2 separate regions of the Mus musculus genome follow, and region 1 is linked to region 2. Evidence: chromatin loops called from intact Hi-C (ENCODE). Cell type or tissue: heart. All regions are shown on one strand. Links, peaks and the distances in the headings refer to the core of each region. The heading gives the core; the rest is flanking DNA.

The links. Peaks named below come from ENCODE experiments on the same cell type or tissue, not always from the same donor. Only the 100,000 strongest peaks of a DNase experiment are listed, where the experiment ranks them.
Region 1: it touches region 2 in a loop (2.5-fold over the local background); 7 of 42 quality-filtered maps call a loop at or near these places.

What each region holds. Positions count from the first base shown.
Region 1 is chr13:47,225,374-47,228,294 of GRCm38, reverse strand. All of the region lies in intron 3 of Rnf144b (ring finger protein 144B), which reads right to left. Among named protein-coding and RNA genes, the nearest start is that of Gm40934, 2.5 kb to the right of the region's middle. In heart, for the core only: a CTCF peak has its summit at 1,564 (motif pointing right); a DNase peak (open chromatin) is centred at 2,254.
Region 2 is chr13:47,151,266-47,154,186 of GRCm38, reverse strand. It overlaps a transcript of Rnf144b not described here. Among named protein-coding and RNA genes, the nearest start is that of A930002C04Rik, 4.1 kb to the right of the region's middle. In heart, for the core only: a CTCF peak has its summit at 1,645 (motif pointing left); no DNase peak of the experiment used is centred there.

The sequences.
Region 1 (2,921 bases), core at 228-2,727, 74 kb before region 2:
CTGCTCTTAGAAACTGGAATTCTAACACTGTTAGTGCCACTGATAGTGATGTATAGCTATAGTGATGTTACCCACTTACAAATGAGAGATGGAACAACTGGGGATCAGCCTCCCAGAAATTCAATGAGTTAATGTGGGCCCCTCCTCTTGGCCTTGATAATTCCAGCAGGAAACTATTAAGCTACTATACACATACATTGTAATATACATTATGTACTATGTAGTACATATGTGTATATAGTATAAACTATAGATACAATTTTGTTGCAAAATACATTTAAGTAAAAACACTTTTGCAATTGATAAAACAAAGCCTGCTTTGAGAAAACCATAAAATTGTATTTAATAAATACAATAAATATTTTTTTTTGACACAGGATTTCAGTGTGTCACCCTGGCTGTCCTGGAACTCTCTCTGTAGGCCAGGCTGAGAGATTCACCTGCCTCTGCCTCCCAAGGCATCCACAACCACTGCCCGGCATACAATACATTGTAAAAGTACATTCAAAATCAAGTTATGTACCTCAAAAGCAGACTCAATCTGTTTATTTCACAAATCAGTCAAACCAAGTTAACAAAAAAAAAATGAATTAAAGATCACAAAATAAGCAAGTTTAGCCTCCCTTATACCAACTAAGCTTGGTGAATTCAGTCCATTCTGAAGAGCGTTCCCCTTCAAGCTTTCTTTCACCAAACTGAAAATAAAAATGTGCTTTCATTGGGTACCTTACGTAAACGTCCCTTAGTAAGAAAAATAGGACCAATTCCATACTGTATGTATTTCGCTACAGTTCTGTTAAAAGTATGATTGGACATGATCAACAGGAAATAAATGAGATTATAAAGGGCTATCTCACGCTCTGCCTTCATCCTCTTTTTTTTTTTTTTTTGCCCAACAAAGATATTCAAAATTGTCCAAAATCACACTACAATGCTCTTTTGAATTATTTTTCAGACTTAATTTCAGACTTAAGACATGTCATCAAGGTTGGATGAAGACTTCCTGCACGCTGCTCTCTCAACTTCTCCTTAGGGAGAACCTCGAACCAAAACCATCATTAATTATTAAAAGAATGCAATTGAAATTGGTATACTTGACCTGAATCAGTGCCAGGACTTGATTTCACACATCCTCCAGCTAATGCCTTCTCCCAGTCTGGTACTCAAACCAAAACCAGAGCCCTCTGTCTCCTGCAGGGTCTCCTGGGCCCTCGGTGACAGGTGACAGTTTATCTCTCCCTCTCCTTCTCTTCACGTGTTTGAAATGTACGGGCCAGCAGCCTTTGTGCTGTTCTTCAACTTTAGTTGCCCTCAATGCCTTCTTGTGATTAGATTCAGGTCATGATTTTTTTTTTTTCAGGACGGTAGAGATAGCAGATGTGACTTGGGGGCCCTCAGGAGGTACACGGGGTGAGGATACTGGTGATATTAACATCTAGACTTGATTAAGGGAATCTATGCCAGCTGTCTCTGTCCTTTGCAATTTGCATGTGTCTTGTAGGAGTGCTTTAATTCCGGATCATTTTTTATAGTAGGTCGGTCACATGTGTGTGGATGCCTAAAGAGACCAGAAGGGGGCGCTAAGAGTTCCTGGAGCTGGATTTAATGTCTGTTCTGAGCCATCCAACCTGGGTACTGGGAACCAAACTTGGGTCCTCAGGAAGGACAGGAAATGCTTTTAACCATTAAGTCACCTCTCCAGACCTTCAATCAAAGATACTTAAGATAGCTAGCACCCTTTCAATAATTGGGAGACGCACAAGATAAAGATAAAGGCCTTATTAAAGTTCTTCAGTCATTGGGTACACAGATGACTCTGTGTATGTGTGTGTGTGTGTGTGTGTGTGTGTGTGTGTGTGTGAGAGAGAGAGAGAGAGAGAGAGAGAGAGAGAGAGAGAGAGAGAGAGGGCAATGAGAGAGAAAAGGTTACACATGTAATCACCATCACTAGTTCAGGGCATTATCTCAACAGGTTTTGTGTAAGGAGTCTTCCTGACTTTAAAGCACAGGATCGTGAGTTCTAGTCCCACACCGGGACCGTGGAGTGGTGACTCTGTATTATCCTGAGATGGCTTGGGACCAAAGGCCAGTGAGGCCACTCGAGAAGTCTGTATCTAGCTGGCCCGTAGGGAGCTAGATACTGTCTAAAGCAGATATTTGGACTGACAAAATTGAGGAACTTGGGGCAGGAGGAGAATTGGAAAGTATGTCAAATGTGAGCGATGTGGCTTCTGCCATGAGGAAGCCCAGCTTGCCCTCAGCGTGCGTGCTAAGGTGAAAGAAAGTGAACCGGCACGTGTAGAAGCCACACACAGGCTGACTGTGCATCTCTAAACAGCTGAGGAGAAATGAGGAGCAGGACAGAGCTTTCTTTATCTCCGTTTGCTATGACCACAGTACAGAAATAAGCACTCCGCCCACATTAACCCTAACCTTGTTTTAAAATTTTTTACAGAAGGAAGGAAAAGAGGAGAGGGAACAGGAGGGGAGAGTGGAACCCGCTCATCACAAATGTCTACACTGAAAGTAATAGGTGTGACCCCATCTCCCCCTAAGAAATGTGGGCCATGCAGCACATATTCTTTTGAATGAGAACATTAAAATGGCATAGTTTAAAAATTTTAAGTTAAGGACAGGCTTCAGGGCGCGCTGCCTATTGGTTTGTAAAGTCAGGCCAAGAGGAAAGAGAAGCCAAGATTTTTTTCAGGTCTAGCCCTTTAAATCAGCTGCTTTAAAAAAAAAAAAAAAAAGAAAAAAAGTAGAGAACCAGGTTGACCAGCCAGTAGACTGCAGAGATGAGTACAATTGGCAGTGAGTGGATCACTATGACCCAGGGAGCAATGTCTGGGCCACTTCTGAGGTGCCGTGACTTGCAAAAATGGAAGCAGGAAAGCCCACTTGTTATACCAAGGATAATCACA
Region 2 (2,921 bases), core at 329-2,828:
TAGAGGAAGTGGCTCAGCTGGCCGGATGGCTCCGGGGGTAAAGGTGCTTGTGGTTTGTAAGCCTGGAGACCTGGGTTCAGTCCCTGACACTCACATAAACTTGGAAAGAGAGAAAGTCACAAAATTGTCCTCTGGCTTCTAACACTCGATGGGACACTTACCCACCCACACCTCACACACTCATACATCACACATCTCATTCACACACACACAGACCTGCAACGGGTTATTGAAATTTTCACAGAATTAGCAATGTAAACCTCTTCTTTATGTCTACATAAGACGGGAGGAGGCCTTCCATTAACAGTCTGGGTTAACACACAAAGTGAATGTGTTTTTTATGACATCTTTGTACATAAAGTGTCATTACCTGTTGGTCTCCTTCATCCTCCACTGCTGCACGCCCCTCCCCCACTTCTGCTTTTTACTACATTTTTTCCATCATGCTAATCTCCCTCCCCACTTAAGATATCTTCTTCATGACACCTACTTCACTCCATACATAATGCAATGTAATATTAAGTCTAGGTCCTATATATAAGAGAAATTGCAATATTTAAGATGGGAGATATAAAACGTCATCAACCGCCACTGACTGCCATACTTACTTTTCAAAAGAGGTGATTGTTTGCTAGCAATTTCCTTTTTTTTTCCCTCCCATGTAAAGGCCACATTTTCAACACAATGTTTATTTCAGAAGTTGAACCAGTCAAGACCACCAATGCATTCTTTGGGGATTAGAAACTGTATAGCAACAAGAATCTACCAAACACCAGACCACGGAAGTCTGGCCTCAATTATAGGAGGGCAGCCGGGGTTTAAAATCTATTATGGAATGTTTGCCACGGATGTTCTGGTACTGTCAGGAAAGCCTGGAGAGACTTAATTCCAGATCTGGATTGACTTAGAGCTCCCTTCTAAGGAACCTGCTCCGAGGTTGTGAGGCAGTGTCTATATGAAAAAATTTCAAGCCATCCACAAAGAGTTGTTTACTTCCGGTGTAATAACACCAGGCCCATGTTCCACAGACTCTTTGATTTGAGCCAAAGATAAATTCAAGGTGTGGCACCTGCTGAGAGTCAACTGCACAGAATCTCTGGCCAGGAGAAAATTTCATATTCTCTTACCACTTTACAAAGAAACAGCCCCAGGAAGGCTTAAGATTTGCCCAGGTCTCAGAAGCGCCACACCCACAGGGCCACGGGACTTCACCAGGATGAATTAACTTCCATAACAAGGCAGCCAGAGTTCTCATTTACAATGAGAAAAATGGGTCCCTTCTGCGCTCAGGGCAGTACCAACATGCTAATTGCTAGTTCAACTTGTATTGCACCTCTGCATACAACAAACAACAAAACCTCAGTTAATGAAGACAGACCACAGCCCTGAGTTTATCCAACTTTAGGCGCTGCTGACTATTAAACAGAGCTAAACAACAGCGAGCTTACAACTTTCCCCCAGCAGGACAGGTAAAAGGAAGCGGACACATTGTTTCCAATCTGTTTGTGTGCTAGATATAGCAAAACTACTTGATTTGGATTTAAGCTTCTGTAAACAACTTCTGAGATGGGCAATAGCCACCAGGCACTGTCAGTAGGCACCTCGCTGTGTAAATGGCGAGCAGGATTCTTAATTATAGTCTACAGCGCCCTCTAGTGTTCCTATGCAAAAACTTCTTGCCATCCTTGAGTATGGTCTGGTTGCCCTCAATTAGGCCCAGTGTTCTATCTTCCTGTCTGGCTTACTGTTTCCCCGGATCTATATGTCTGTCTGTTTACTTTAATGGAAAACTGATACTAAGAGACGCAATAAAACAAGCCTGGATTCATTTACTAGCCTTCTCCTTTGTATTTTCTTTCCATCTTGGATTTGTCTCGTGTTGTGTGCGGCACACATGCAGTAAGCAGAGGTCGTTGCAGCATGTGAATAAACCTGAAAGGGGACGATGACTGGTTCCACTTCCCCCAACCCTCCACACTCAGTGGACGTAATGTTTCCAAGAACATCAAGCCACTTGCTTACAAGGAAGGGAGGGAGGGAGGGAGGGAGGGAGGGAGGGAGGGAGGGAGGGAGGGAGGGAGGAGAATCCACACACAAGGGATTCCAAGGACTGTACCAAGTGCAAGGGCAGCTCTGGTGGTGTGGAGAGCAATACCCTCCGCCTGCTGCCCTCCATCCTTCACATTCATCAACAAAGGTGTGCCATGATGGTCTGCGCTCAGCCCTACAAGACACATAGAACCTCCGAGGCACCGCTGGACGTTCACAGCATCCATGGGAAATCAAAGTGTAGAGCCATGCGATGTCCACAGGTAGAGGCTAAGGGTGCTTTGTGGGAGAATAGGGAAACATGTCTACACACCTGCTAGATCAGGCTCACCAAAAGGCTCACGTGCTAAAGACAAGGTTGGGTCTCAGCCTAGAATAAACCTCCGCTTCGTGTGAAACCTATCAGGAACCTTCAGCCCCTTCCATGCTGGTATCTGTCTGATGGCTATGGACCTAACAGCTCTAATAAATCTCATATACCACCCCAACCACACACACACACCAAAAAACCCAGTCCTTCTCAGTGCCTCCAGGGACCTCATTGATGGGATCTGCAATAGATCTTTTCCATAGCAATGAGCTCAAACACGGGAGTATATCCTGGTTAAGATACCAAGGTCTGAATTTCTGATTCAGCAAAGTTGCATATGAAATGGCTTGCCCCACCCCCACCCCCACCCCAGACCCACAGCCACAGGCAGGGAGGCAGGACAAAGTGACATCAGTAACCAAGTGCAAGCTCAGAACCACAGATGTGCTGAGAAAGCAATGGCCATTCACATCAAAAATGAGTCCCTATTTTGAGAACCCTGTCCTCAGAGTCTGCGGCTGATAGTCTGCAGCTGCGGAGTGGAGCGCGCTTACGCAACGCT